6 separate regions of the Homo sapiens genome follow, and all the other regions are linked to region 1. A link is a loop called in an ENCODE intact Hi-C map of the cell type or tissue named here. Cell type or tissue: B cell. All regions are shown on one strand.

The links. A loop is a pair of places that touch in the nucleus more often than their neighbours do. Peaks named below come from ENCODE experiments on the same cell type or tissue, not always from the same donor. Only the 100,000 strongest peaks of a DNase experiment are listed, where the experiment ranks them.
Region 2: it touches region 1 in a loop (8-fold over the local background); 16 of 110 quality-filtered maps call a loop at or near these places.
Region 3: a loop joins it to region 1, with 22 times the contacts of the local background. A loop is called at or near these places in 15 of 110 quality-filtered maps.
Region 4: it touches region 1 in a loop (6-fold over the local background); 7 of 110 quality-filtered maps call a loop at or near these places.
Region 5: it touches region 1 in a loop (5-fold over the local background); 4 of 110 quality-filtered maps call a loop at or near these places.
Region 6: it touches region 1 in a loop (4-fold over the local background); 4 of 110 quality-filtered maps call a loop at or near these places.

The regions. Positions count from the first base shown.
Region 1 is chr9:90,772,619-90,777,618 of GRCh38, forward strand. No RefSeq gene overlaps it. Among named protein-coding and RNA genes, the nearest start is that of SYK, 27 kb to the right of the region's middle. RefSeq lists an enhancer at 2,089-2,148. In B cell, CTCF peaks have their summits at 1,189 (motif pointing left) and 2,249; DNase peaks (open chromatin) are centred at 1,283, 1,653 and 2,233; H3K4me3 peaks cover 516 bases; H3K27ac peaks cover 1,418 bases.
Region 2 is chr9:90,868,274-90,873,273 of GRCh38, forward strand. All of the region lies in intron 7 of SYK (spleen associated tyrosine kinase), which reads left to right. Among named protein-coding and RNA genes, the nearest start is that of SYK, 69 kb to the left of the region's middle. In B cell, CTCF peaks have their summits at 2,948 (motif pointing left) and 3,147; a DNase peak (open chromatin) is centred at 2,948; H3K27ac peaks cover 2,829 bases.
Region 3 is chr9:90,139,080-90,144,079 of GRCh38, forward strand. No RefSeq gene overlaps it. Among named protein-coding and RNA genes, the nearest start is that of MIR4290HG, 100 kb to the left of the region's middle. In B cell, CTCF peaks have their summits at 2,844 (motif pointing right), 3,146, 3,686 (motif pointing right) and 3,887; DNase peaks (open chromatin) are centred at 2,862 and 3,692; H3K27me3 peaks cover 424 bases.
Region 4 is chr9:90,224,536-90,229,535 of GRCh38, forward strand. No RefSeq gene overlaps it. Among named protein-coding and RNA genes, the nearest start is that of MIR4290HG, 190 kb to the left of the region's middle. In B cell, CTCF peaks have their summits at 2,397 (motif pointing right) and 2,596; DNase peaks (open chromatin) are centred at 2,364 and 2,676.
Region 5 is chr9:90,825,104-90,830,103 of GRCh38, forward strand. All of the region lies in intron 1 of SYK (spleen associated tyrosine kinase), which reads left to right. Among named protein-coding and RNA genes, the nearest start is that of SYK, 26 kb to the left of the region's middle. In B cell, no CTCF peak of the experiment used is centred here; DNase peaks (open chromatin) are centred at 1,538 and 2,248; H3K4me3 peaks cover 3,870 bases; H3K27ac peaks cover 4,946 bases.
Region 6 is chr9:90,835,523-90,840,522 of GRCh38, forward strand. The region is part of intron 1 of SYK (spleen associated tyrosine kinase); the gene reads left to right. Among named protein-coding and RNA genes, the nearest start is that of SYK, 36 kb to the left of the region's middle. RefSeq lists enhancers at 3,783-3,832, 3,873-3,932. In B cell, a CTCF peak has its summit at 2,771 (motif pointing left); DNase peaks (open chromatin) are centred at 2,782 and 3,847; H3K4me3 peaks cover 318 bases; H3K27ac peaks cover 3,831 bases.

The DNA.
Region 1 (5,000 bases):
CCTGTTACATTTACATTTAGGGAGAAGATTCTGGAACCCAACATAGATAGATCAAGGTAAAGAGCATCCCTCCCAGAAGGTTGCCAGGATGCTCTAGAGCTCATGAGATTTGCTCTTGCTGACACTGAGAAGCAGGAAGGAGTAGGAATGGAGAGTGCAGACTTTGAAATCCGCCCATCCGGGGCTGCTTCCCTGCTCTGCTCTCATAGCTCTGTGATCTTGCGCAAGTTCCGTAGCACCTCTGGGTGAGTTTTCCCATCTGTAAAACGGGGATGATGATAATACCTGTAGGGCTGTTGTGAGGACATAACACAGTCATACAGATAAAGCACTTAAAAAGCACCCAGCCCTTAAGCGCTCAAACATTTGTATTCTACATCTTTTGTCAATTGCCTTTGTTTAGAAATGCTCTGGCATGTTGGGTGCTCAAAAGATGTTGACAGTAATTTATTCACTACGACACACCAAGAATTAATGAAATATTGCTAAGAAAATAAAAACTAGTGTTCATCACATCCTGCGATGTGATGTCTCTTCAGAGAACCAGGCGAGGGTATGTGGCCAATGAACAGCCAATGAAGTCACTGTCAGAGTGGCTTTGTCACCCAAGGAGCCCCTACTAGTTTATTAGGGCAATCTGACTTTCAGATCTGAATCCTAGCAGTGTATGGATATAAAAGATACCAAGTCTAAAAATAATAATTATAAAGATCTTAAAAACAACCTGTGACACTCACAAATCCGTTTGACTGGTAATTTTTGAGACATTGGACCATATCTAATACTTGGCAACAGGGCACCACTGTGCTATCATGAAGCATCATCATCAGTTCCAGCGAAGGTGAAATGGTTTCTATTATAGGCATGTTAATAACTTCTATTAATAGAGGCGAGGAAAAGCACAAAACCTTTATCTCTTCTTTTCATGCATGGAATAAAATGAGAACTCTATATTACAAAAAAAAAAAAAAAGATTCCCTTTCTAATGCCATCCAAGGAACAATATTCTAAGTGTGCCTACTGAGACAGGATTTCATCTGAATCTATTGCTATGTATTCTCCAACATCCCCTCCAAGAAGATTAGACCATTTCCAGCTGAGACTGGTTTTTGCTAGCAGTGGTTAGATTTTCACAGTTCCCAGCCCAGGGGAAGGGAGGGTGCCTCCCTGAGACTACATTGCCCTCTGCTGCCCATCCAAGGCCAAGTCAGGTAGGGAAGGCCTCTGGGGAATTACATTTTAAAAAAATAAAGTTTATGAAAATTATACATGAGATTTGCATAAAAGGTGAAGTGAGGTTGTTACAGTTGCAAAGTCTCTCACTCTCCAGGGGCAAAATCAGGAGGTCAGAAGTGCACTTGGAACTATCGGGATGGTGAGGGTCACATAGGAAGTGTGGGTTTGGAGTCAGGCTCACGTTGTGCTGGTACTAGCTGTGCCATCTTGGGCAAGTTGTCAACCCCTCTAAGCATCAGTTTCTCATATGTGAGATGCGATAATCCCTGGGGCCACTTATCCAAAGATTAAAGAATAAAATGCACATCAAGTTGTAAGCAGAGTATGTGACACTTCGTGTTCTAACAAATGTTGGTTATTATTGCTCCAACTTCCTCCTTGCAGATGCAGAAACTGAAAACTCTCAGGACTTGACATAGGGACCCAAAGTCACATGTCTGCCTAGGGATGAGGAGGGGAGTCATCCCAGGCCAAACCTCCCACTGTCCCCAAGGCATCCTGGGCTTTCATGAGCATCTTTAGCTCCATCCCCCAGTCACAACCCATCTCAGTGGACATGTGTCCTGGACACTGCGCCTGGCCTACCCCACTGCCCCACACAAGGAAACATTCCCTGTGGGCTGGGCCTAACGCTTTGCTCACATTTGCCCCCTACAGAGCAGTTCACCTGGAGGGTAGCACAGGTGCTATTCCCAAAAGGCCATGTGAAGCTAGTGCAACTGTCAAAGTGAGGAGGAAATTCCATAGGCCATGAGCAGCTGGGCTGGGGCGGTAGGCTCGAGGGCAGGGGCTATTAATGACTGAACCATAGAAAAGTCCATTTGTCCATTTTTCTATTCATTCACTCCCAAGTATTTTTTGAGCAGCACATGCTAAGCAAGTCTTCTCAGCACTCACATCGAAGAAAAGAGGTGGCCCTGGTCTGCAACACCCTTGGGCACCTGGTAGGAGGCCTGGTTCCCCTTTTATGTGGTTTGTCACACTCTCAGGACTGTGACCAAAACCAAATGAGGGCATTCCCATTAGATCCTGCTGAGGGAGCAGTGCCTCCAGTAAACAAGCTTGAGCAGGTGTGGTTCATATTAACTGAGAACCTCATGCCACCAAACAACACATGTGCTAGCAAGGGTTGCCCACACGTTGCCTCAACACCAGCGCTTGTCCTTCCTGTGTCCTTCCTTCTGGACAGCCACACAGCACTAGGGCCATTGTGCAAGAATCATTCAAATCGCCACCACTAATGGGTTTGGATTGAAATTCCAGAAATAATCCCAGCTTCACTACTTACTACCGGTATTCCTTCAATGGAGTGATTAATCTTTCCTGTCTCCAAATTCTCATTGGATCATGCGAGTGACAATACTTATTTTGCAAAATTTTTGTAAGAATTAAAGACAGAAAATATAAAGCCCCTGGTTGCCTACACAAAGTGGACACTGAGGAAATAGGAGCCATTGTTACTATTTCACACCTAAACGAAATACACGTATGGACAGAGTATATGTATAAATTCACATACACATATTGATGCATATAAAAATATGCATGCCAATTTCTGTTGCTGTATATAAAATATATAGTATTATACTGGAAAAGCGCAAAGAACATACACTGTAGAGATTATAAAAACTAAATATGTTTATCTTGCCAAATACAACGTTTGAAAAGATACTGCTTTGGGTCATGAAGACAGTTGCTTTCTTATCTCTTGAGTTAAGGAAAATATATATTTTATGGAAAGCTATGGAGGTAGCTACTAACTAAAAGCAAGACTTAAACTTCTTTTGAGGAATAAAATCAGTATCCTCATTTTTTTAATATTCTGAGGAAATAAAAGAGAAATCACATGTATGAATACATAGTTTAGGTCAACTTACATTTCTGCAATGTAGGATGCTGTAACCATGCTGTAGAAATATACTCCTACTAAAACCCTCAGCAGTCATCCCTTCCCCACCCCGAAAAAGAAGGTGTTTTTCAGTAGCATCTGCTACTTTCAGATGGTCAAGTGATGGCAGAAGTGATTTACAGTAACCACGTGCGTAAGGATATAGGGGCAGCCTAGCCTATGATCTCAGGAGCCAGACTGTCTGGCTCTGCCACTTCCTAGATGTCTGATCTTGAGAACCTTTTCTGCCAACCTGTGCCTCAGTTTCCTCTGCCAGAAAATGTAAAGAATAGCACCCTGACCTTATTTCAGATTTAAATGAGTTGATGCTTAGAGAACAGAACATAATTAGCACTGTTTGTGAAATAATGCTTTTTGAATTTATTGGCATTTTAAAAGTCCTTCAACTGAAAAGAGACCTCAAAGACTCTTGGAGAAATTGCACTTAACAATAAGGAAATAGGATACTTTATCAACCCAATAAGGAGCATCTATAGAAAACTTATAGCCTGTGTCATACTGATGGTGACATGAACACTTTTCCCTAAGATGAAAAAGGAGGTAGAAATGTTCACATCCACCAGTTCTACTCAAGGTTGTACTGGAAGTTCTAGGCATTGCTATAAGGCAAGAAAAATAAATAATTAAATAAAAAATATAAAGCTGGAAAAGGAAAATAAAACTTCCTCCATTTGCAGATGACAGGACTGTTTACATAAAAAAAACTAAGGAATTTACAAAGAAACCACTATAACACAAAAGTGAACTTACTAAGGTCTCAGGATACGAAGTAAATATATAAATTTCAATTGCATACTTATATAATATCAATAAAAAATGGTAAATGAAACTTACAAAAAAACCACATACCATTTTATAATAATATAAAATACTTAGAAATAAGTAAAGATGTGTAAGACCTGTACACTGAAAACTATAAAACATCACTAAAAGAAATTAAAAAGGACCTAAATTAATGGAGAGTTATACTATGTTCATAGATGGAAAGATTCACTATTGTTAAAGTATCATTTCTCCCCAAATTTACCTATATATTCAATACAATACCAACCAAAATCCAAAGAGGGCTTGTTTGTAGAAATTAACAAGCTAATTTTTTAATATTTATATGGAAATGAAAAAGACCTACAATAACCCAAACAGTCTTGAAAAATAAAATAGGGAAATAAATACCTAATTTCAAGTCTTAATGTAGTATGGTAATCAAGACAGTATGGTATTGGTGTAAGGATGAATAGATAATTAAACAGAATAGAAATTCCAGAAGTAGACCCACATGTATACAATTACAAGATTTTTGACAAAAGCATCAAAGCAATGAAAAAGGGAAAAGGAAAGTCCTTTCAAGAAATAGTGCTGAAACAACTGGATATTTGTGTAGAAAATTAATAACTCACTTCCTATTTTACACTATACAAAAAATTAATTCAAGATGCATCAGAGTTCTATTACACATAAAAGCAATAAAATTTCTCAAAATAATAAGAGAATATCTAATGTGGTAGGCAAAGTGTTCTCAGGCTGGTAAAAAACAGCACTCATCTAAAAATAAGAAAATTGTTCCATTTCATTTAATCAAAATTAACTTCTGCTTATCAAAAGACAATGATAAGAAAATGAAAAAGGTAGCAGTAGATTAGGAGAAAATATTTGCCAAATATGTATCAGACAAATGACTTCAATCCAGAATATATCTTTTATAGTTCTACAAATTAATAATCAAAAGACAATCTAATTTTTAATGGGCAAAATATTGGACAAACACTTCATAAAAAATAACAGAAAAGAGTTCATAAGCACATAAAAATATGTTCAACATCATTGGTCATCAGGACAACTAAGACCACAGTGAGAT
Region 2 (5,000 bases), 96 kb after region 1:
AGATTACTCACAGTGGCTAAAGAAATACCTAGAAAATAAGTTTTGGTGCATCTTTAGACTACAGGAGAACATGTCAGAAAAAAGTTGAAGAAAATATCAGTGACCACCTAAAAATAAAGAAGTATATGTGTAGATAACAACCATAACATCATCAAAAGAGAAATGAGAAACTGGGAGTAAGTAGCACTAATGCTGACACATAGATTAATAGCTTTAATATACAAAGAGATTCTAAAAATAATTAACAAAAATATTAACTGTCTACTAGGATAATTGGCAGGGAATATCAGTAGTAGTTTATAGTAAAGCAAATATAAATAGTTCTTAAACATATGAAATGTTGTTTAACTTCATGAGAAGAGAAATGCAAGTTAAAACTATGGTGCTTAACTGTGTCCACCTATGATCCAAATTTTAAAAGCTTGATAACACTGTAGTAAAGGCATGGTAGATAAGCACTTTCACTCTTCCTTGGGGAAGTCTGAAATGATGCAATCTGTAAGAAAGGCTCTGCAATTTTATTTCTAAGTATGTACAGATATTCTTGCATTTGTGTGAAATCATGTACATGTGAAGGTGTTTTTTCCAAAATTGTATAATTGACAAAGTCTGATAATAATTTAAATGCCTATCAATGGAAAACAAATGAAATTGGTTACAGTAAAATTGCTACTATGGGAGGCAGCTGAGATCTAGAATTGTTTTCAAAATATAATTTTAAGTGTAAAAGTCAATGTCCTGCAACACACACATACACATACATATATGCAGAATGTGTTGATATCGTATACAGTATCCTAGAAAAATACAGAAAATGCTGGCAATGCTGGTTGCCTCTGGAGTAAGAGATGGGAATGTTAAGAAATCCCACTTTTCATTGTAAACTCTGTTGTATCTTTTTAAATTTGAACCTGTTAAGAAATTTTAATCAATTTTTTTAAAACAGAAAATTAAATAGTAGAGAGTAATTAATCTGATTAATATTGTGAAAATACCTTTCTGGCAAAAAAAAAAGTTTGCTTTCTATTTAAGTTTAGAAGAACTTTAAAGTATACATTGAATTTTTTATAGAAATAAGAAACTGGAAATAAATATTACTAATGATGACACATATATAAGGCCAAAAATATCAACAGATAATTTTTAAAAGATCAAGGTTGTAAGGTTTAAGCTATAGATTAAAAATATTTTAATTGCTTATCAGAAATATTTTAGAGCTAATATGTATATTTTCACAAACAAATGGGGAACTTTCCATTATGTAATCAGTCATGAGAAAAGAATTGTGAGAATTATGTCAAATGTCCCATCATGTTAGCTAAGAGATAAATAACTTTCTTGAACTTGTTAATTTGCTCAGTGTACATAGTTGTTTTAATAATTCAGGCACAAAAAATACATGTTAGAACTTGAACTACCTATAGCATCTAGATAGTTAATGAAAAGTATGTTTAGATTTGAAGATGATTATGAATCAGATAATTTAAATTTTTCATAAAATTACTAACAGGCTGATGCATTTTAAACTTGTCTTTAGAAATTAGTAGCTTACTGCCAAGCACAGTGGCTCATGCCTATAATCCCAGCACTTTGGGAGGCCGAGGCAGGTGGATCACTTGAGGTCAGGAGTTCAAGACTAGCCTGGCCAATATGGTGAAAACTCATCTCTATTAAAAATACAAAAATTAGCCAGGCGTGGTGGCACACGCCTATAATCCCAGCTACTCAGGAGGCTGAAGCAGGAAAATCACTTAAGCCTGGGAGGTGGAGATTGCAGAGATCGTGCCATTGCCCTCCAGCCTGGGAGACAGAGCAAGACTCTGTCTCAAAAACAAAAAAAGAAAAGAAAAGAAAAGAAATTAGTAACATACTTATAAAGTATAAACAAAATTAACTTAAGAATACAACTAGTAGTCTTTAAATGAATTAAACCCCTCCCAATATTAGTCCTGGAATTTCTTTCTCTGCTGCTTTAAGCACAGAACCTTATCCTTCTTTTATGGAAAATAGGTGGAAATTAAACAGCAACATCTCTAAAAAGACTTCCAGGGAACTTTTCAGCTTTGCATTTCAAAGGCACATCCCCTAAGAGGATTAAACTGAAATGTGTCCCAGAATTTCCAATTAAAACCCATTTTTCATGTTTTATTCCAACACATACATTGGTGATTATAATATTTTAAAACTTACATTTAAGTACAGGGCTCAGTGGGAAGAGAAAAAAGAAAGAAACATCCTCAAGTTGTACCCTGTTGCTTGGTAATGCCTTAGTAGACCAGACCCTTGAGAAAATGTGTTTTCATATAATTATAAAGGAACAGATTTTAGATCTTCACTGTAAGAGAACAGTAATTGCAGAGGTCAAGTGTTATTTTCATGGATCTCAGAGCAAAGCTAATAGTAGCCTATTCCCCAGCCAACAGTCTGCCCTCGCCTGTGGGGGTCTACTGAACCAGGGTAATTCCACCAAAAAAAGGAAACCAAACCTAGTTTATTGCAGCCAATATTTCTAAAGCCAGCTGGCTCTTTTGTCACTATTATTGTGATGACTAATGACTGTATTGTCATCTGCATTACTGCTGTTGCCTAATTTGAAAATGGCCCAAGAATCTGGGAGTAAAAATTAAGATCTAGTAAATGGATGTTAGGACACTTGGCAATACTCTGGAATCAGGAAACTCTGAATGGACCTATCAGTTCCACAGACCAATAATTTTTTCCTCTTTTGTTCACTTTTGGATCACCAGCTTTTAAACATAGGCACTCAAAGAATGCTTGTCAAATACATTTTCTATTCGCAGTTAAACCTTACCAATAGGAAATCAGGGATAATAATTTATAACTGGACTTATTATTGCAGAGTGATATCCTTACCTGAATTTATAAAATTTAAAGAAAAGTCACCAGTTGTTCTTTTGGAAGGTAGAAAGCGAAGGTGGCTAATGCCATCTAGCGGTGGACTGAAGGTTTGAGCCTGTTCTGAGTATTAGCAAAAATGAAGAAAGTGGAATGGTCAACATTTCATTTACACCTTGTTGCTCACTGTGCAGAACAGATGACACTTATTGATTGGGACAGAATGGCTCTCTCAAATGCAAACATAAAGAATAAAAGGTTAATAGTAATGTAGACCGGAAATATATTTTTTATTAAAATTAAATGTCATTACATTTTTTAAGAATAGTATTTTTACAATTTATCATTATGCCACTGTGCTCATTCTTTACAAACTCCTCAAATTTTTCTTTTTAACTGAGCATTTTCTTTTAGAGATTGTTTTGGTTATTGTTCTACTAAGTGGCATATTCACCAAGTGCTTTGGGAAAGATGAAGCATGGATTTTGCATCTTCATCTTTATCATAAAGTAACTACTGTTCTTTTAACTGACTCAATAGGAAACCTCCCATTTCTTCCACATTCTTCCAGTTGTGGCATCATTCTTTGCTCCAGTCCTGTTAGTCACCAGAAAGAGATAGGGGCAGGGAGCCCAGGGATCTGGGTAGGAGAGAGTTGATGTGGGGTTGTTGAGAGACATGAGGGTTCTTTGTGGCTTGGCTTAAAAGGCTTATAATCACATAGTGGTCTGTGTTGGGCAGCATGGAAATGAAGCCCCAAGCTTTATTGGCTATAAACGTGGAGTTCTAATTTCCGAGGAAGATCTCCCATCTGTTTCCCTATCCATAAGCCAAGATAGACTAGGGGTGAACAACACACTGCTAGTGAGAGTATAAATTATTTGTGCCCAGGGGTTTAGATTCTCTGTGTCCATCGCTACTAATTCTTACTCATTCCTGACACCCTAGTATCCCTTTCAGCATATTTTGACAACCCCATCTCTGTTTTAAAATTCTTCCCTGCAGGATTCATATGTCAGGGAATTGCGTTCTGGTTTAATTGGAACAAGCCATTTGGAAGTCCTCCTGGTCTGGAGAACATTCTGTGAGGTAGAGAGGCTGCAACCCCAGGATAATGTCCTCAGTGGGAGGGACAGGAGGTCTTATGTCAAGAAGAGGTGATGGTCCCTCTCCTCACCAGTGATGGCTAGTCCGAGGACATCCTTTAATTCCACATCTGTTCAAGTTTTGTCTTTGGATCTCAGAATGTGCCTGCCTGCAGGGAAAATCAAAGGAGTTGAAATGACAGTAAATATTAACCTTGAAAGAGACTTTAAAAAAAATAAAACTATTTTCAGCCTAGAATTGGTTGCGGGAGAAAACTGGGCAAAAGAGGAGGACAGAAAGCCTAGGGGATCACCCAGTTTCTGTCAGGACAGTTTTCCAGAGGCAGGATAATTATATTATAAATCAGAAGTGAAACCACAGCACAGTCCTGTAATCATATGTAAATGTTTAAAAGAAATAGATTGTCATTTGGAATTATTCATTCTTATTTCTCTTCATCAGCATAAAGGCTTGAGAGAGAGCTAATTTTTAAAGCACATTAGATTATACTTCACATCTCCTAGTTTTTAGAAGTGATTTTCATTCATTCACCCATCCATTCATTCATGTGTTTGTTCAACACATTTTTATTGAGCGTCCTTGTGGACGTGGCACAGTTCCGAGTGCAGTGAATAAATGTCTCCCCCTCCTTGAGCTTATATTCTATTTTTATTTTTGATGTGTCATAGTTACTTCTGTTAATCAGTTCAGTAGAAGTGCTGAGATACTCTGTGACAAAACAGATCCCATCGACATCATTTTTACAAATAAGACCAGATGTCCTTTAGCCTTGTCAACAGGCTTGGGCCATGGTGAACAATGTCTGCCTCTGAAGTGCTCAGCAGACCGTGTGAAAGAAGAAGGTCCGGGTGTTTGGAAACAATGGCTGAGTGGCGGTAGTGGTGCATTGTGACCTCATTATTCTGCTTTTGGTTTCTCGCCTTGTAATATGAATAAGGCACATGAGGATTTAGTGTGTGTCATAAGATAAGTGACTGTCACGTTAAGCTTAATGTCTCTGTTTCTGTAACTTTCTCCATAATCTGGCAGTATCTCAT
Region 3 (5,000 bases), 630 kb before region 1:
CGGCTCCTGGTGGCTTTGGTAAGAAGCTGATTGTGGACAGAACTGAATGCGTAATTTATTCAGAACAAAATGAAAATATGAACACTTTTACAAAATACATGAATAAAAGTGCCGTTAAAGGTGCTAACATATCATGTTTTTACATTTTCCATAGTTTTTCTCTTGACTTATCATGATGTTTTCAAATGTGCTATTTAATGTCATAATAAGTAAAGACAAATTACCATTATTAATTATTAGCATGCATTTTACCATTCATCTTTACATAAAATTGGCAGTTGCATTTTGTAGCTCATACATGCATATGTATTTCATTCTTACCAGAATGGTGGAAATGCTGCACAAAATAAAGTCAATTGCTTTTATTTCACTTCATGATATGCACACTTTCTACCAACTCTCTACCTTTGGCTGACTAATGAGTGAGAAGCACTCAAGGAAAAGAAACGTGGGTTGCTCTTTCCTTCCTTTCCTCCTAAGTCATTATTTTCAAAGTATGTGGTTGCCTAATACAGGGAGGTACCTCAGGTAAGAAGGGACAGGATAGGGTGCTTTGGTTGTTTGGTTTTTTGGTTTTTTGGTTTTTTTGAGACGGAGTTTCACTCTTGTTGCCCAGGCTGGAGTGCAATGGCGTGATCTCAGCTCACCGCAACCTCTGCCTCCCGTGTTCAAGCAGTTCTCATGCCTCAGCCTCCCGAGTAGTTGGGATTACAGGCATGCACCACCATGTCCAGCTAATTTTTGTATTTTTAGCAGAGACAGGGTTTCTCCATGTTGGTCAGGCTGGTCTCGAACTCCCGACCTCAGGTGATCCGCCCGCCTCGGCCTCCCAAAGTGCTGGGATTATAGGCATGAGCCACGGAGGCTGGCCGGTTGTTTGGCTTTTTAAAGGCCATTGGCTTCTTTCTGAATTTCAAGCGAGCTCTTGTTTAAACAGATCATGTGCAGCTTCTTGGGGCTGTCTTCACTCCTCTTATTCAGTGGTGAAGGGAGTGAAGATTGGAGAATACTAAGGAAGGAAGACATTTTTGGGGTAGAGAGGTAAAAGTTTTTTTTTTTTCTTTCACTGTTTTTCCTTGGTGGTGGCAGTAAGTGTACCTCACACACTCTGTGTGTCCCTCAGGGGCCTTTTATTTTTTTAAATCTCAAGGAAGTTATGAGCTGTGCCTGGGTCTGGGCAGAGGGCTGAGGCCTGGGCTGCAGGACTCTGGAGCTGCCTACACTCACTGTGGCCCCCACCTTGGCACAGCCCCTGCCCCTGCAAGCCAGGGCTGGGGGACACTGAGCTCTGCACATCCCACCCTGACAGAGGAGTGGAGTCGGGCCAGAGACTGCTCTTCTTCCTGATCTTTCAGATAGTCCTTTCAGCCTGGAAGGGAACTGTTTCCTTCCGCCCTGCTTCTTGAGCAAGGGACCCACGTTGGCTGCCTTGGTTTCCTCAGCTGCCGCTCTCCTATCCTGCTGAATCTGCTCCTGCGTTAATCTCTCTGCCAGGTTCCTCTCTCTGTGCATGCCACCAGCTGCCCAGTGCAGAGTTCTCAGCCCTGCCTCCTGGGCCCTGGCTTTGTCATGGATCACCACTTCCTCTCTGCTTAATGGAACCCTTCCCTGGTTCTTAGGACTCTCGGCTCCTGGTTTTCATCCTTCTTCTCTGAACACTTCTGTGTTTTTCTCCCCGGTCAGGTACTTATAACTCAAATTTATAACCTTGGCTTTCATTTCTAAGCCAAGTGTAAAACCTGCAGGTATAAAGAAAAAAAAACGCACTTTTTTTTGTCAGATATGTTAACATCATATCTGGCACTAATTAGCAAATAACTTTCCAGAAATATGTAACCTGTCAGCAGCATAGCTTCTAATTCCAAAGTTAGTTCTGTCAGTATACATGTAGATCTTGATATAGATCTTTATATAGATACAGACATGCACATAAAATTTCCCTTAGTTCTAGCCATTGGAAAGATCATATCTTAGGGTTCCATCATTATAGATACATCTACAATTCTCCAGGTGACTCGTTTTCACAAAGGAGCAGGTGCCTGTGCACAGGGGTATGACAAGTTGGTAAAGTGAGAAGGCATTCCAGGCAAAGTGCACAGCGCAGGCAAGCACCTGAAGCTGGAGAGAGCCTGCTGTGATGGGGACCGTGGGTAAAGGGAGGTGGATCTGCAAACGGAGACAAGGTTGAGGTCATCCCGTGCCCCTGATAGTACTCTAAGGAATTTAGATGTTAGTTTCAGTGACAAGAACCATTTGAGGATTTTTAAACAAGGGAACGACTTGAAAGGATTCGTGTTAGAATATAGATTTGATCTTTTTAAGGGCACAGAGAACTCTCAAAAGAAAACTCATTCGGGCAGCAGGATATTTAAAGGAGATGTGAAGAAGGCCAGGCACCCCAGCAAAAAGTGACAGGTCAGGACAGAGGCAGCAGGGCGTTGTTGTTTAGGCCTGGGCAGACTGGGGCAGCCAGTAGGGAGCAGTTGCTGGATAGTGGGGGCTGGGGGTTGCGGACGGAACAAGTAGAGGTAATCTAGTATCATATTAAAGAAGATGTATTGAGACTTGTTATTTAAACAGAGCTTGTTTAATCTGTATAAATACCAGTGGTGACATTTTGCTTAAAATGTTAATGTTTTTAGATTTTGCATGTTTCTATACAGCCGCTGCGCACATGACCTTTTTTGTTCCCTTCCCCTCTCCTGCCCACCTTGAGTCTCCTTTCCCCTTCCCTCCCCTCTTCTCCCCTTTTCTGCACTATCCTCTCTGCTCTTACATTTGGTTTTGTTTTTAAATGTTTTACCTTTTAAAGAAAGCGTTGGGTTTCTGATTGCAACTTCTCCTAAATCCACTAGGTGGAAGTAAAGTATGCAATTTTCTTTTTCCCATACCATTGCAACGTGTTTCAAATGTAAACGGGCTCACATTAAATATATGAGTTTTTACAAAAGTGGAAAATATTTATTATATATCCTTTTGGAAATATCAAAAGTCAGATAAACAAACTAAAATTAAACTGTAATGCCTATACCACATTCATAGCTAACCACTCTTTCTCTGCAATTTATTTTAAATTCATATATTTTGTAGTTAATTGGCATCATACTTAAAAAATCGTTTAGTTCCCTAATTTATTTTACCTACCACTGTATCCTAGACATTTTTCTACATTATTCTCAAGACTTTAAAATTGTAATATAAAATTATAATTGATGTATATTGTATATGCCTCTATATCTCCATAGATATAGTGAAGGTTTTATAAATAAGACATTTATAGTCATACATGTACCTGTTTGCCCGCATCTCTGGCCTTTTGAAAGATAGATTCACAGAATTTTATTTGAGAATCAAAAGGAATGGACATTTTTAGGACTCTTGATCTGTTGCATTGTTTACAAAATGGATGAAGCATGTACCTGCTTGTCACAGCTATATCTGAGAGGTCCCTGCCTCTCATTCCCACCCCCCTCTCCCCGCCACCCTCGCCAAATCTAGATCAGTGTCTTTTTCTCGTTAAGGAGTCTTAGTCTTCTGACTTTACTTCCAAAGAGGTAATGGTAAAACAGCTTGGCCAGATTCCTGGATGGACGCTGATGGACTCAACCAAACTAATTTTTCTTCTTTGTGAATTTGCCCAGTGTCATTAATCAGAACAATTTTTGAAAGTAAGAAGAAAGGTATTGGCCAGCAGATGGCGCCCTAGAATAAAACAGAGGTAGATGAAGAAATGTTGATTTTTCTTGCCATGATTTCTCTCTAAGCAATGGTTGAATTTGACATACGTATGCTGTAAGGAAGTTGTTAAGAATAAAAACAGCCAATGCTCAGAGTTAAGAAAATGCAATGGTTTAGCAGGAATCCATCCACGGGAGTACAGAAAGTTGAAAATGTTCAAAATTTAACACTTGGCTGTGCTACATTTATGTTTGCCGGCTTAGGTAGGAGTTTGAATGCTTTCCTAGTGAGGACCCGAGAGCAATGATGAGTCGAGGTCTTCATTCCTAGTCAGGCCTCCTCAAGCTCATATTTTCTGTCTTTTGTGAGGCATTGTTCCTCCTACCATGACCCAAGGGCTTTACACATATACTAAGTAGAAAATCTAATATCTGTGCTTACAATATGTCTTCTCTGTAGTACAGGTATTAAAATTACAATTTCCCTTCTTAAAGATATGGTAGGATCCAATAAAGGAGCACTATGGAGCTTTAAAAATGATGAATATCTCTAAACTTTCACTAGTAACCATGATAAAATAAGTTTTATCAGATCATCATTGTCTAGAGATAGATATATAGAGATAGATGGATAGAATCTATGTATCAACATCTGTGTAATATATGAACGACACATATTCATTTTAGGTTTTCTGGTTGTTCCTGGTGGCAATGGTGATCTGATAAACCTATTTTATCACAGTTACAAGTGGAAGTCTAGAGATATTTATCATTCTTTAAAGCTTCATAGTGCTCTCTTTTGTGGCTGTTTTACAAAATCCCTGTTGGTAAGCACCCTTGCCTTCAAAATGTGATTATTAGAAACTAGCAAATGAAAATTTCCCAGTGCTTTTTTTTATGGTTTTATAATTTTTTGAGGTATAATTGATATGCAAGAAACTACATATATTTAAAGTGTACAATTTAAAAAGCCTTGACAGAAGTACACACCTATAAATCAATCGCCGTAATCAAGATTGCTGACATAACTACACCCCAAAAACTTTCCTTGTACCTCTTTGTACCCCTTGTACCTCCCTCCTTTCTCCTACTTCCATGGCCAAGGAACTACTGATCTGTTTTCTTTCATTATGAATTAATTTTGCTTTTCTAGAATTTTACATATATACTTTTATGTCTGTCTTCTTTCACTTTTGAGATTCATTTATGGTTGCATGTATTAATATTTCATTCCTTTGTGTCATTGTGTGATAGAGCACATTTTGTTTATCCTTTCACTTTTTGATGAACATTTAGATAGCTTCTAATGTTTTTAGTATTTAC
Region 4 (5,000 bases), 550 kb before region 1:
GAGTTTGCAGCGTAACCAGTGTGCTTATTGTAAAGAAATAGGACAGCGGAAGAACAAATGCCCTCAGCTCAAAAGAAAACAAGGTGACTCAGAGCAGGAGGCCCCGGACAAGGAGGAAGGGGCCCTACTCAACCTGGCAGAAGGGTTATTGGACTGAGGGAGACCAGGCTCAAGCGTCCCCAAAGAGCCTCTGGTCAGAATGACAGTCGGGGGTAGAGACATTGATTTTCTTGTAGATAGTGGTGCTGAACATTCGCTAGTAACCGCCCCGGTCGCCCCCTTATCCGAAACGACTATTGACGTCATCGGAGCCATGGGGGTTTCAGCAAAGCAGGCTTTCTGCTTGCTTCGGACTTGCACTGTAGGAGGACATAAAGTCATTCATCAGTTTTGGTACATGCCTGACTGTCCCTTGCCCTTTTTGGGAAGGGACTTGCTCAGCAAGCTGAGAGCCACTCTCTCTTTGACACAGCACGGCTCTTTGCTGCTAAAGTTACCCGGAACGGGAGTCATTATGACCCTTACGGTCCCCCGAGAGGAGGAATGGAGACTTTTCTTAACTGAGCCGGGCCAAGAGCGAAGACCAGCTCTGGCTAAGCGGTGGCCAAGAGTACGGGGGGAAGACAACCCTCCGGGATTGGCCAGTTAAGACTGGGGCCCAGCCGGTTAGGCAAAAACAGGCCCCGGTCCCCAGAGAAGCTCTTCAAGGTATCCAGGTCCATCTCAAGCACCTAAGAACTTTTGGAATTATTGTTCCTTGTCAGTCTCCATGGAACACTCCCCTCCTGCCTGTTTCCAAGCCATGGACCAAGGACTACCGGCCGGTACAGCATTTGCACTTGCTTAATCAAGCTACACTGACTTTACATCCAACAGTACCTAACCCATCCACATTGTTGGGGTTGCTGCCAGCTGAGGACATCTGGTTCACCTGCTTGGACCTGAAAGATGCTTTCTTTCCTATCAGATTAGCCCCTGAGAGGCAGAAGCTGTTTGCCTTTCAGTGGGAAGATCCGGAGTCAGGTGTCACTACGCAGTACACTTGGACTGGACTTCCCCAAGGGTTCAAGAACTCCCCCACCATCTTCAGGGAGACATTGGCTCGAGACCTCCAGAAGTTTCCCACCAGAGACCTAGGCTGCGTGTTGCTCCAGTAGGTTGATGACCTTCTGCTGGGACACCCCATGGCAGTCGGGTGCACCAAGGGAACAGATGCCCTACACCGGCACCTGGAGGACTGTGGGTATTAGGTGTCCAAGACAAAAGCTCAGATCTGCCGACGGCAGGTACCTTACTTGGGATTTACTATCCCACAGGGGTCCGAACGCAGCCCGGGATCAGAAAGAAAGCAGGTCCTTTGCAATCTACCGGAGCCTAAGGGCAGAAGGCAGGTGAGAGAATTCTTAGGAGCTGTGGGGTTTTGTAGACTGTGGATCCCAAACTTTGCAGTATTAGCCAAGCCTTTGTATGAGGGCACAAAGGGGGCGGGCACCGGAAACCTTTGGAATGGGGATCCCAACAACAGGAAGTCTTTCATGAGTTAAAGGAAAAACTTCTGGCAGCCCCAGCCCTGGGGCTACCCGATCTGACAAAGCCTTTTCCATTGTATGCATCAGAGAGAGAAAAGATGGCAGCTGGACTTTTAACCCAAACTGTGGGGCCCTGGCTGAGGCCGGTGGCCTACCTCTCTAAACAACTAGACGGGGTTTCTAAAGGATGGTCCCCCTGTTTGAGGGCCTTGGCAGCAACTGCCCTGCTAGAACAAGAAGCAAATAAGCTGACTCTTGGGCAAAACCTGAACATAAAGGCCCCCCATGCTGTGGTGACTTTAATGAATACTAAAGGACATCATTCGCTAACGAATGCCAGACTCACCAAGCACCAAATTTTGCTCTGTGAAAATCCCTGTATAACCATTGAAGTTTGTAACACCCTACACCCCGCCACCTTGCTCCCGGTATCAGAGAGCCCTGTCGAGCCTGATTGTGTAGAAGTGTTGGACTCAGTTGACTCTAGCAGACCTGACCTCCGGGACCAGGCTTGGGCATCAGTAGACTGGGAACTATATGTGGATGGGAGCAGCTTCTTCAACCCCCAAGGAGAGAGAGATGCAGGGTATGCAGTGGTAACCCTGGACACTGTTGTTGAAGCCAGATTGTTGCCCCAGGCCACTTCAGCCCAGAAAGCTGAACTCATTGCTTTCATTCGGGCCTTAGAACTCAGTGAAGGTGAGACTGTAAACATTTACACTGATTCTCGGTATGTCTTTTTAACCCTTCAAGTGCATGGAGCGTGATAGAAAGAAAAGGGCCTGCCTATTGAACTCTGGGGGAAAACATAGAAAATATCAACAAGAATTCTTGCAATTATTAGAAGCAGTATGGGAACCCCACAAGGTGGCAGTCATGCATTGCAGAGGACACCAGCGAGCTTCCACCTTGCTGGGTTTGGGGAATTCCCGCGCTGACTCAGAGGCTCGAAAAGCAGCATCTGCCCCCTTCCGGGCATCAGTGCTCCCTCAAGCACCTGATCTTGGACCTACTTCTTCTAAAGAAGAAAAGGACTTTCTCCAGGTAGAGGGAAGGACAAGTGACGGAGGGAGGATGGATTCAGTTACCAGATGTGAGAGTAGCTGTGCCACAGTTGCTAGGAGCTGCAGTTGTACTGGCTGTGCAAGAAATCACCCATGTAGGTCAGGAGTCACTGGAAAAGTTGTTAGGCCGGTATTGCTACATCTCACATTTGTCAGCCCTTGCCAAAATGCTGAGGCAGCGGTGAGTTACCTGCCGAGAGCATAATGCGAGGCAAGGTCCAGCCGTTCCGCCCGGCATACAAGCTTATGGAGCAGTCCCCTTTGAAGATCTCCAGGTAGACCTCACAGAGATGCCAAAGTGTGGAGGTACCAAGTATTTACTAGTTCTTGGGCGTACCTACTCTGGGTGGGTGGAGGCCTATCCAACACAAACTGAGAAAGCTGGTGAAGTAAACCCTGTGCTCCTTCGAGATCTGATTCCTAGATTTCGACTGTCCTTACGGATCAGCTCAGATAACGGGCCTGCGTTTTTGGCTGCCTTGGTACAGAAGACGGCAAAGGTATTGGGGATCACACGGAAACTGCATGCCGCCTCCCAGCCTCAGAGTTCCGGAAAGGTGGAGCGGATGAATCGGAGTATCAAAAATAGTACTATTGTCTTCCCCGCTGGATATTTAAAACAACACCACAAGGGGCGTCAAACCACCTGCTAAATTTGAGGGAATGTTATCCTCTCCCCGCCTCCCCCGGCCCCGGATATTAGAGACAATAACACAGGGGTAATGTACACCCACTGCTTTATTGGGAGTAATATCATCCTCTCCCTTCTTGGATATTAGGAACAATATCACACTGTGCGTGTACACCTGTCGTGAAATTCAATGGAATGTCATCCTGTGTCTCCCTGGATATGATGAACAATATCACGGGGGATGTACAACTTCCGAGATATTGGGAGTGATATCATCCTCTCCCCTCTGGAAGTTAGGGACAATATCACAGGGGTAGTGTACAGCTTCTGGGATGTTGGGACTAATATCATCCTCCCGCCCACTGGATATTAAAAACCATATCACAAGGGACGTGTACACACACTTCGATATTGGTATTAATACCATCATCGTCTCCCTCTTTCGATATTCGGTGCCATATTTCAGGTGGGGTATACACCACCTGCAATATTGGAAGTAATATGATTTTCTCCCCCCTGGATACCAGAAACAATATCACAGGGGGGTGTCAACAACCCCTGCGATATTTGGAGGAATATCATCGTCTCCCCTCATGAATATTAAGAACAATATCGTAGGGGTGGGGGGTGTACACCCCCTTTCATATTTGATATCATCCTCTTCCCCCCTGGATATTAGGAACAATATCAGGATGTACAGACCCTGCGACCTTTGCTGTCATATAATTGTCTCTCCCCTAGATATTAGGAAAAATGTCACTGGGGATGTGAACAGCCTTGCGATATTGGGAGTAGTATCATCCTCTCCCCCCTTGCATATTGGGAACAACATCACAGGTGGGGTGTACTGCCTCTGCGATATTGGGAGTAAAATTTTCCTCTCTTCCCCTGGACATTAGGAAGGGTATCAGAGTGGGAGGGTGTACATTCCCTGCCATATTCAACGTAACCTTATCCTCTCCCTCCCAGGGTATTCAGAACAATAAGACAGGAGGGGTGTACACCCCCTGCGATATTGAGAGTCATATCATCCTCTTTCGCTCTGGATATTAGGAACAATATCACAGGGTTATGTACACCCCCTGCGGTACTGGGAGTAATATCATCCTCTCTCCCTGTGGATATTAGGAAGAGTATCACAGGGCTGTGTAAACCCCCTCCAGTACTGGGAGTAATATCATCCTCTCTCCCTCTGGATATTAGGAAGATTTTCACAGAGGTGTGTACACTCCCTGCGATATTGGGAGTAATATCATCCTCTCCAGCCAGGAAATGACTAACAAGGTCACAGGGGAGTGTACTCCCCTTGCGATATTGGGAGTAATGTTGTCCTCCCCAAACCTGGATGTTAGCAACAAGATCACAGAGGGGGTGTACACACCCTGCGACATTGGAAGTAATATGATCCTCTCCCCACCTGGATATTGGGAAAGATATCAAAGCGCGGGTATACATTTACTAAGCTGTTGGGAGTAATATCATTCTTTTCCTTTCTGGATATGATGAAGAATATCACAGGGGTGCTGTACAATTACTTCGATATTGGGAGTAATATCATCCTCTATTTTCCTGGATATTGGGCACAAAAGCACAAAAGGGTGTACAACCCCTGCGATATTGGGAGTAATAGCATACTCTCCTTCCCTGGATGTTAGAAAACAATATCATCAGGGCTGAACACCCCCCGCGATAATGGGAGTCATATTTACTCTTTCACAGGCCATTTGGAACAATATCACAGGGGATGTTTACAAACAGGGGTGGTGTACACCCCCT
Region 5 (5,000 bases), 52 kb after region 1:
ATAGCACCAAAAAGACAAAAAAAAAAAAACACAAGAAAATACTTAGGTATAAATCTAACAAAATATGTACAGGATCTGTATGCAGAAAACTACAAAATAATGATGGAAGAATCAAAGAAGATGTAAGTAAATGGAAAAGTAGTCCATGTTCGTACATTGGAAGACTCAATGTTGTTAAAATGTTCATTCTGCCAAGCTTGATCTGTAGATTCAACCCAATCCCAATCAAAATCCCAGCAAGCTGTTTTGTAGCTAATGATGAAATGATTCTGAACTTTACTTGGGAAGGTAAAAGATCTAGAATACCCAACACAATACCCACTAAAAAGGACAAAGTTGGAGGACTCACACTACTCAATTTCAAGTCTTACTAGAAACAGATACAATTTCTGCCCTTATGGGACAAACAGACATTCATCAAAAATTCACATGCTAGAAAGTAAAGGTAAATTAAGTCAAAACAGTGGTCAGTGGTACAAAAGGAAAGCATGTTAGTTTTGACTGTGGGGACAGGGACATGTTTATCCTGAGCTCAAAGGGTAGCCTGGACAGTGGAGGATTTTTAGCAGAGAAAAGGGCCACAGCTTAGAACATGTAGGAAGGGAGCAAGGTGGGGGCACTGACAGCCAGAGCTACTCAAAAGAGATGTGGAGGAAAAGGATGTTATGTGGTTTTGGAGACAAGTAGGCATGTGTGGGAGGCTGAGACGTGAGATGGGAGGGATTGGCAAGGGGTTGACTTTCAGCAGTGTAGAGAAGGGAATGATCTAAGAGAGCTTGGATTTTCATCTTCATAAATGGATGGAGCTCTTGGGCCAAGGTTCTCAAACTTGAGCCTTTAAAATACAAAACCTAGAGCTTCACCCCAGAGTTTCTGATTTGGCAGGTCAGGGTGGAACCCTAAGAATTTTCATATCCTCCATGTTTCCTGGTGATGCTGACATTGCTGGTCCAGAGACGCACATTGAGAACCCAGCTCCAGGGAACAAGAAGGAGCTCCAAGTTAGGCAGGAAAGCCCCAAGCTTACATTTGGATGGGTTGACTATGAGGGCCTTTGCACTGCCACCTGAAGATGGTAGCTAAGAGAAGAGGCAGGCTTCAAATATTGGCTCCACCACATACTGTGTGTTCTTCAGCAAGCCAGTTGACCCTCCTGAGGCTCGATGACCAGGTCTGTGAATTGAGGATAACAATAGTATCTACCATTAGGGATGTTGTGCACATCAGTTGATAACCTTTGAGTCAAGTACTCATGGAATAGCTGTTTTGCATTATCCTCATCACCTTCATCATCATGGCCATTCTGGCCAGCACTAAAGATGTACAGCCAACCTCTTCTGTGGCTGAAGTTTATCTTCTATAAAATGAGAACTTGTTTTTCATGAAGCTGTCATTTTCACAAGTTTGGGGTGCAGGTGCAGATTGCCTACTGTTGTGTTTCTGAACACTTCCCTCGCGAGGCTCCTAACCCCACCCCAGTAAACTCATCAACATGACTCCTTCCAGCTTCTACAGCTCTGGAGAGGGTTCCTTTTTATCTTGCGTTTCCAGGGATGTTTCACGGCCTTTTGTGGAGTGGGCCCTGGCTGAGCTTCTGGCCCTTCTTGAGTGTGGAGGATGTCACAGACTGCAGTGGGAAATTAAAAAGCTGCTTGCTTCACAGAGTAAGGGAATGTTAGTAGATGCTTGAAAAGTACCCTGAGGGAGCTGGTCAGAGGTGCTCTGTAAAGTTGCATCTGTTGCTAGCACCATGAGCAGCTGTCTGACCAGGAGGCCTGGGAACAGGGACAGAGAGAGCTGGCACCCTTCTTTCCTCTGCCCTACACATTGGCCTTTCCGCCATTAAGACCATCTCTGCTTGACTTTTTCAGTCTCCTGGCTGGCAATTAGCATCTTGAGGTCTCCATTAAGATCTTTTCAAGGATGCTCTTCCTATTTGGTTCAATCTTCTGGTTGAATTTGATACATGTTATGATGTAGGACTTTTTAAAAAAACATAAAACAATCAGGAAAACCTCGCTATACCCATTCCAGCAATTCAAGACCAAGTTCATTTTTGGTAAAAACACTTGGGAAAGGGCATTTCCAGGCTGGCTAAGCACTAAATGGCACAGCCCTGTCCACTGACTCCCTCCTCAACTGGTGTGTGTTCTGGAGGGATCCATGTCTCAGAGCATTACTTCATTTTGAATGTGCAATTAAAAGAGGCCCCGTGCTGCTGGGGATCTCACACTTCTGCTTTCTGGTTTGTTTTGCATGCTGACACTTTGAGGAAAAGCCCATTTCCCTAATTACAGACATCGTCCAGCAGCAGGAAGCACTCTGGCTTGTTGATGCCTGTCTTGTGCTTTCTCTCTGTTTCAGCTGTTTTCCTTTTAAGATACTCCTCTCAGATTTGTGTGCTTCTTCCCTTCCCACATTCTATACTGCCCAGCGCCTGGGATTCCAGATCTGCGTTTGAATCCAGGAAAGGGAGGTAGGTCAAATTTGTGGGAATCAAGCATATTTAGAAACCCTAACCTCAGGCTCTGCGCATCTGTGGGTGTCTGTAGGAGGGATACTTAGGTTTCATGCCTGCATCTGCGTTTCCTCTCCTCTGCCGCTAACATTCTTCCACTGAGCACATGTCCATCTTGAGCTGGAAGGTTTAGCGGTTTGCCATCTTGTCTTGCCTGCAGTTATGATGCAGCTAAAGCATCCTTCTCTCCTTCCTATAACCTATGCCACTTTGCTTTAAGCATTGAGTATATTTATGTCTCAGGTTTATGAAAGACAATTATAAAATCTCAGGAGACCATCATAAGCTCCTGTAATATCTTGCAGTCCTGAGTCACCCACAATTATTTTTTAACTGGCTAGGAAAAAGAATGCTAGCGATTTTTTTTAAATAGACATTCAGTAAAACTCTAGATATTTCTTAATCCACATTTACTGTGTCCTTTTTGCTTAAGTCAGGTGTTTTGGTTTCTCTAGCAGCTGCAGGATCCCCATAAAGATTATGCTCATAAGGTAGTGATGGAAAAGTAAAATAGAGCCTGAAAGCGGGAAACTTCAGCAAGGCACTAAGGCACAGACAAGAGATGTTAGGTCTGCCGGCTGTTGTCATTGCAGTCTGCTGTGGCCTCACCCCCGCCCCCCCCCCCGCCCCGCCCAGGCCTTCACAGCTGAGTAGGAAAGGATCTTGGGATGGGTACCAGGGCAGGATCAAGGAAAGCCTGCAACTGCGCTGCCCTTCTCATCATCCATATGTGGTTTGCCCAGATAAAAGCAATATAGTAAGATCTATCAGGCATATTCAACGTGAGTTCTTTTTTCTAGCATCTTGTTGGTTGTTTGTGTTTTTCCCCAGAGAAGAGTGAGTGATGAGGTGGCCCTGGGACATGGTAGATGGTGCAGTTCACTGGGGAGACATCCTTGGCCCCACTCAGGGTCAATATGCGCCCCACACCGCTGGCTGCAACCCCACCCTGTCCTCTTCTGCTCAAAAGAGCATGCAAGGGACATTGCTAAGTGGCAATTTTGGTTGCAACCCAGTGTTCTGTTAATTATTCACAAAAGCTAGCTCTCTTTTTAATTACCAATTGTGTGTGCGTTGCGTGTGCGTCCCTTCCCCCTTCTCTGAGCACACCTGTATGATGAGGCATGTACTTCTTCCTGGTGGAGAAGAACTGCAGAGATGTCTCCCAGGTTGAGCCTGCAGCCTGGCCCGGTCACCAGCACAGCACGGTGACTTGACTGTCCTCCCTGGCTCCCTTCCCCACCCGTGGCAAGTGGCAACTTGCTTTCGCTCACACTGAACGTGGTCAACTTGCCTCCCTGTCACACTGTAGCACTTGAATAGGGCAATATTAGATTATAGCAGAGGTTCTCAGACATTAGAGTGCTTAAAAATCACCTGGGAAGCAGGCCAGGCGCAGAGGCTCACGCCTGTAATCCCAACACTTTGGGATGCCGAGGTGGGCGGATCATGAGGTCAGGAGTTTGACACCAGCCTGGCCAACATAGTGAAACCCTGTCTCTACTAAAAATACAAAAAATTAGCTGGGTGTGGTGGTGTGCGCTGTAGTCCCAGCTACTCAGGAGGCTGAGGCAGGAGAATTGCTTGAACCCAGGAGGCAGACGTTGCAGTGAGTGGAGATCGTGCCATTGCACTCCAGCTGGGGTGACAGAATAAGACTCCGTCTCAAAAAAAAAAAAAAATCACCTAGGAAGCTGTTTAAAATTTACCCTTCTTGTCCGTATGCCCTATTTGCTGGGTCTGAGGTGGGCCCAGAACCCTGCTTTCCAGAAGGGAGCCTGAGGGTGGGGTGCCCTGAAGACCACACTCAGGAAGAACCGGACATGTGAGCTTTCATGAGCCAGAGTCCTGCCAAGAACTAGAATCTGCAGGTGGCTTTGGCCAGTCCCACTTAGAGGCAAGAAGACGTGAGGATAGTAGAGAACCTGGAAATCACGCAGTCCCCAGGATGAAAGTGGAACTCTCGGACCAGATCCTTATTCTCTTACTTTCGTGAGCCATTTCTGCCTACCTGTTGTCAGGGAGGCAGGAGGTTCATTTTTCTCTCACATGGTGCCTGACATAATGACTTGCACGTGATAGATGCTCAACAAGCATATTGAATGAATCAATCAGTTAGATTGTAAATTAAATGCACCAGATGGGCTGGTTGTTTATTTATAACTACACAGTTAACATTTATATTAACATAATGTTAACACCAAAGCGTAATATCTGTTTTCTGTGTTAATTATGGCAAGGTGGGCATAGAGAAGAGATTTCTGAGTGTCTTTTGCAGAGCTTGAAAATGTCTATGTGTTGGTTGAGATAGATCAGCCTTTACTTGATGCACTTTCAATCTTTTAAGTTCTGAAGGCACAGCAAGAGAATTTGGTGTTGAAGGTTTGGATAATGTTTTCAAGTATTTCAATATCCCTCTATTTCTAAACATTAGTAAAAATCATGCCTCATGCTACCATCCTTAGCTTCACTTTGTGTTTCT
Region 6 (5,000 bases), 63 kb after region 1:
GGTTGTTTTGGGGAAGCAGAACTGGCTGTGTTCTCTTTGTCCTGTGCACAGTTGGAAGACGGGAAATGGAGGAGGAGAGATGGGGAAGGAGAGATGGGGAATCAGATAAGAAAGTGTTTTCCAACAGAAGCATCGGCACACATTGGAGTGAGTTCCCTTCCCTTAAGAGGCCAGGAGCTTATGTAGGAACCAAGCTCCATCTGAAGCAGCCACAGGGCTGGAGCATCTCGCAGATTAGTTGCCAGGGTTCTCTGATTCTGGCCCTGTTAGCCTCCATCTGGACACACAGCAATTGCATGTTTAGCATTTTTATTACAAAAGCAACATACAATTTTGACCCTTGAACGTTACAGGTTTGAACCATGTGGGTTCACTTATATGCGGATTTTTTTTCAACAAAAATATTGGAAAAAAGTTTTGAAGGTTTTTGACAATTTTAAAAACTTGCAGATGAACTCCATAGCCCAGAAATATAAAAAATGTTGGCCGGGCGCTGTGGCTCACGCCTCTAATCCCAGCACTTTGGGAGGCTGAGGAGGGCAGATCACGAGGTCAGGAGATCGAGATCATCCTGGCTAACAAGGTGAAACCCCGTCTCTACTAAACATACAAAAGTTAGCCAGGCGTGGTGGTGGGCACCTGTAATCCCAGCTACTTGGGAGGCTGAGGCAGGAGAACAGCGTGAACTGGGGAGGCGGAGCTTGCAGTGAGCCGAGATTGTGCCACTGCACTCCAGCCTGGGCAACAGAGCGAGACTTCATCTCAAAAAAAAAAAAAAAAAGTTAAGAAAAAGTTAAGTGTATATTGAATGCACAAAATATATGTAGTCTATTTTTTCATTTACTACCATAAAATGTGTACAACTCTATTATTAAAATTAAAATTTATCAAAACTTACACATAAATACTTATATGCCATTCACAGTCGAGGAAAATGTAAATAAATATAAAGATGCAGTATTAAATCATAATTGCATAAAATTAACTGCAGTACACACTGTACTGCTGTAATAATTTCATAGCCACTTCCTGTTGCTATTGTGATGAGCTCGAGAGTTGCAAGTACCTGCCTAAATCACTGTGTGATGCTCATCATCTCTGTGTGAGCAGTTCATCTCTCCAGTAAATTGCATATTGCAGTAAAAAGTGATCTTTAATAAGTGATCTCTTGCAGTTCTCAAGTATTTTTCATAATGTTTAGTGCAATACCGTACAACCTGAATAACACCATGGGTCCCATGTGAAGGGTCACAGTGAGGCTGGAAGTGCTCCCAAGAAGTCATGACATTATAAGAAAAAGCTGAATTGCTTGATGAGGATTGTAGATGGAGGACTGTAGCCATGGTTGCCTGCCATTTCAGATGGATGAGTCATCTTGTAAACAGATGACAGTAAATTTATGGTATTGATAAATACAGTACAGTATTGTAAACATATATTCTATTCCTTATGATTTTCTTAATGACATTTTCTTCTCTAGCTTACCTCACTATAAGAATATAGTATATGATACATATAACATGCAAAATATGTGTTAATCAGTTATTTATGTTATAGGTAAGCCTTCTGGTCAACAGTAGACTATTAGTTAAGTTTTGGGGGAGTCAAAAGTTACACATGAATTTTTACTACAGGGTGGGTGGTCAGCATCCCCACATTGTTCAAGGGTCAGTTGTATATTCACTGTGGAAATCCTAAAAAGCAAAGAGCAACATGTTTCCATCAAGCAGGATTTTGCCAGCCTCTGGTTAAACCCTGAAGCCTGAGCAAGGCAGTGAAATCTCCAGACCTTTGGGGCTCACATTTTAGGGAAAGGGCAGGTTTGTGTTGATGCTACAAAGGTAATAGATGCTTTTGAGAAGTTAACTATGTGCGGGGGTGGCCAAGGTAGGCCGAAGCAGCACCTGAGACTGGATCATCATGATGCAACTCTCTGAGTAAAGGCCTGAGAAGGAGGAAGCCAAGCAGGAGGCAGGAGAGGCCTCAACCTGGAGGCAGAAGCACAGTGTGGTGGAGATAGTGAGCAAGGTGAGGTTGCAGGTCTCGGGCCTGGTCAAGGAGAGCCTTGTGGAGGAGCAATGAAGATTTGCGATGTGATGTGGATGGAGAGGTTCCTTGTGAGCCTCACTCCACCTTCAGGGTAGGGAATTGTCAGTAAGGAAAGGAAGGACCAGGTGAGACTTCCAATACCTGAGAGATGGCGGTGGCTTCCACGAGGGCAGCCTCAGGAGCTATGGGGAGACATGATGGCTTGGGAATATATTTTAAAGAAAAGCTACTCAGAGGACCTGGAGACCAGCTCATCTAACCTGCTTCAAGATTCTCCATCCCTGTGACTGCATCAGATGGAGCTCAGCTCCTGCACAAGCTCATGGCTTCCCTGCATCACTGTGAGTGGCCAATGCTTCTGGTAGAAAGCACATTCCTTTCTGACTTGGTGAGAGGGAAGACTCCTGAAAGCAGCCAGGGTCTCATCCTCAGCAACTGTGGTGCTCAATGTCATTTCCTCAATTAGGAGAGACTGAGGGAGGAAGAGATTTGCTGAGGGAGTGGCAGGAGGAGTCAAAAGCCTCATCTGGAGTATGTGGAGGTCAACTTGTCTGTTACACATCCAAGGGGGGACGTCAGATAAGCAGACATGCAGATCAGGAGCTCAGTGGAGAGAAATAAATACCCATTAACCAACAAATATTTTTGATGACTTATTCTGCACTAGGAGCTGTTCCAGGCATGGTGATATGGCAGTGAACAAGGTCATCCTATTCTCACCTCCCAGAGCTGGCCCTCTGGTGGGAAGAACAAGACAATACTCAAATTCAACAGTGAATCATGATTTAAAGGGCTGCTGCCTTATGGAGATGTGCTGCAGAGAAAAATTAGGCAGGGAAGGGAGGTATGCGGCCCAGGACATTACAGAAGATTATTTCATGTCAAAAAACATTTTTCTACAACTAAGTGCACATTTAACTTGTGTCACAAAAAAGGTCTCAAAAGAGCAAGGGATTTGCAGTGTTTTCAGGAGCTCACCAGACACCTGAAAACCCTCCTTGCTGAACCACTACCTGCCCAGGTGTTCACTGAGGTGCCAGACCCAGCAGGCTGAGGGGTACAGGTGGAGTTAAGGAGGAGCTAAGTGGCCTGGTTTGTTTCTCAGTTTCGTGCTTTGGAATGAAGTAGTGTCACACATGGAAAAAAATAACTGGGAATGTTGAATTAAGAAAAAATAGGGAGCAAGTTCTAAACACTATTTGGAAGAAAATGATCCCTGGGAATGCTAAAGAGAATTTGAGCCATGAGCTGTTCCTGTAGTCAGAGTTAAGCATTGTGAGTTGGCAAAAGCATCAGGCGGGAAGGACTGAGTCTGTGTGTGCAGGAGGAATGCCTGCAGGGGAAAGTCACGGGCTCCGTCCCTGTCTCAGTTGGTGGGGGTGGCAGAGATGCCACAGCCGTGGCCAAGACTACGCTGGGTGAAAAGTGAGACTCTCTGGATTTGCCATACTGACTGAAAGCTGATATCTGAAAAGTGGAGCTGAGAACAGCAGCCTGGGCCACTGTGGGCAGTGACTGGAATGGAGATGGCCATTTCCTGCCAAGGTGGCCTGAGAAAGAGGAGGTTGGAGACCAGGACAAGGCCCCGGGTGGGTGCCGGTGGGTGCCAGTCCTGAGAAGGTATGCACAGGAACACCATGGACATTGTTTATTCCCCCAATTAAGTAGCCCAAAAATGTGCCATAAGCTGTCCTTGCAGTGAACCAGTGATTCTGCCCAAACCATCACCACCAACATACCCAGGTCAACTCCGGCACAGGAAGTCACATGGCCAGAAAAGGGCCATCAGCCACATCGGTGCTGACACTGAGTGCAGCACATTCTTCTGCCACCTGCTTGCGAACATATCTGCAATGCACCATCAAAGCCACACAGAGTGTCCCTGGCGTGTGCCTGGAGGTTGCTCCGGGTCTGCAGATGCTCCCCAAGACCCGACCACAGCCTGTCTCACTTCCTTTCCATTCACTTCAATATGGGATTCATGCCCAAGTGCCAGCACCGATGTAATGATTAGTGACAAGCCAATGAATTTTTAAAATAGTAGCTATGTTAAGATTTATATGAATTAAAAAGTATTTGCTCTCATTTTATTTAAAATTTTGTTCCTACAAAGTTACTGTCTCAGTTTGAGCTGATGGTGCAGTCTGCTGTTCTGCAACTACATAAAAAGTAACCTGGGCCCTGCAGAGGGGACACAAGCATCGGGGCCAGGTACACAGTGACAGGGGTATTTGAGCTGGGTCTGTAAGGATGACTGAGATGGCTGGGAGGAAGAGCTGCACGCCTCAGCAGAAAGCACACGTGGTGAGAACAAGAAGGGAAAGCCACAGCATCCCGGTGCAGTCCAGTGTGGTCTGTGGACTGGGCATGTTGGAATAGGCAGGAAGGGCTGATGTGCGCTTTGAGGGAGGACCGGGCAGCTGGAGAGGGAGGCGTCAGGAAGCAGGAGGGCAGAAGGTGAGGAGTGAAGGGCAGCAGTGGAAAGGACAGGGTTACGCCAAGCAGTGGTCATGGATATGGGCAGTAAGGAACATGCACCAAGGGCGCCTGGAAAACGAACCTTAGAGAACGCAAGTCCTGCGGAGGACTCCTGGGTTCCTGGCTGGGACACCGCCTGGGCAGGGAAGGCAGAGAAGATGGAGAACCTGGTCTCAGGTGGCATCAGAACCCAGCATCCGCATCACCAGGATTGCAGGAGCAGCAGCGTCTCAGGCCCTGGGTGTGTCAGAGCCCCCAGGCCACGTGGAAGTATGAGACGTGCTGGGCTGCAGGGGAAACAATGGAAATGAGGTTGGAGGCCCGAGAAGACCCACTGCAGGAAAAGGGTGGAGTGGGGGAAAAGCAGGCTGGGGGCAGTGGCTGGCCTGCAACAAAAGCATTGTAGAATGCAGGCGTGAGCCACCGCGCCCGGCCAAGGCGGGCAGATCATGAGGTCAGGAGATCGCGACCAT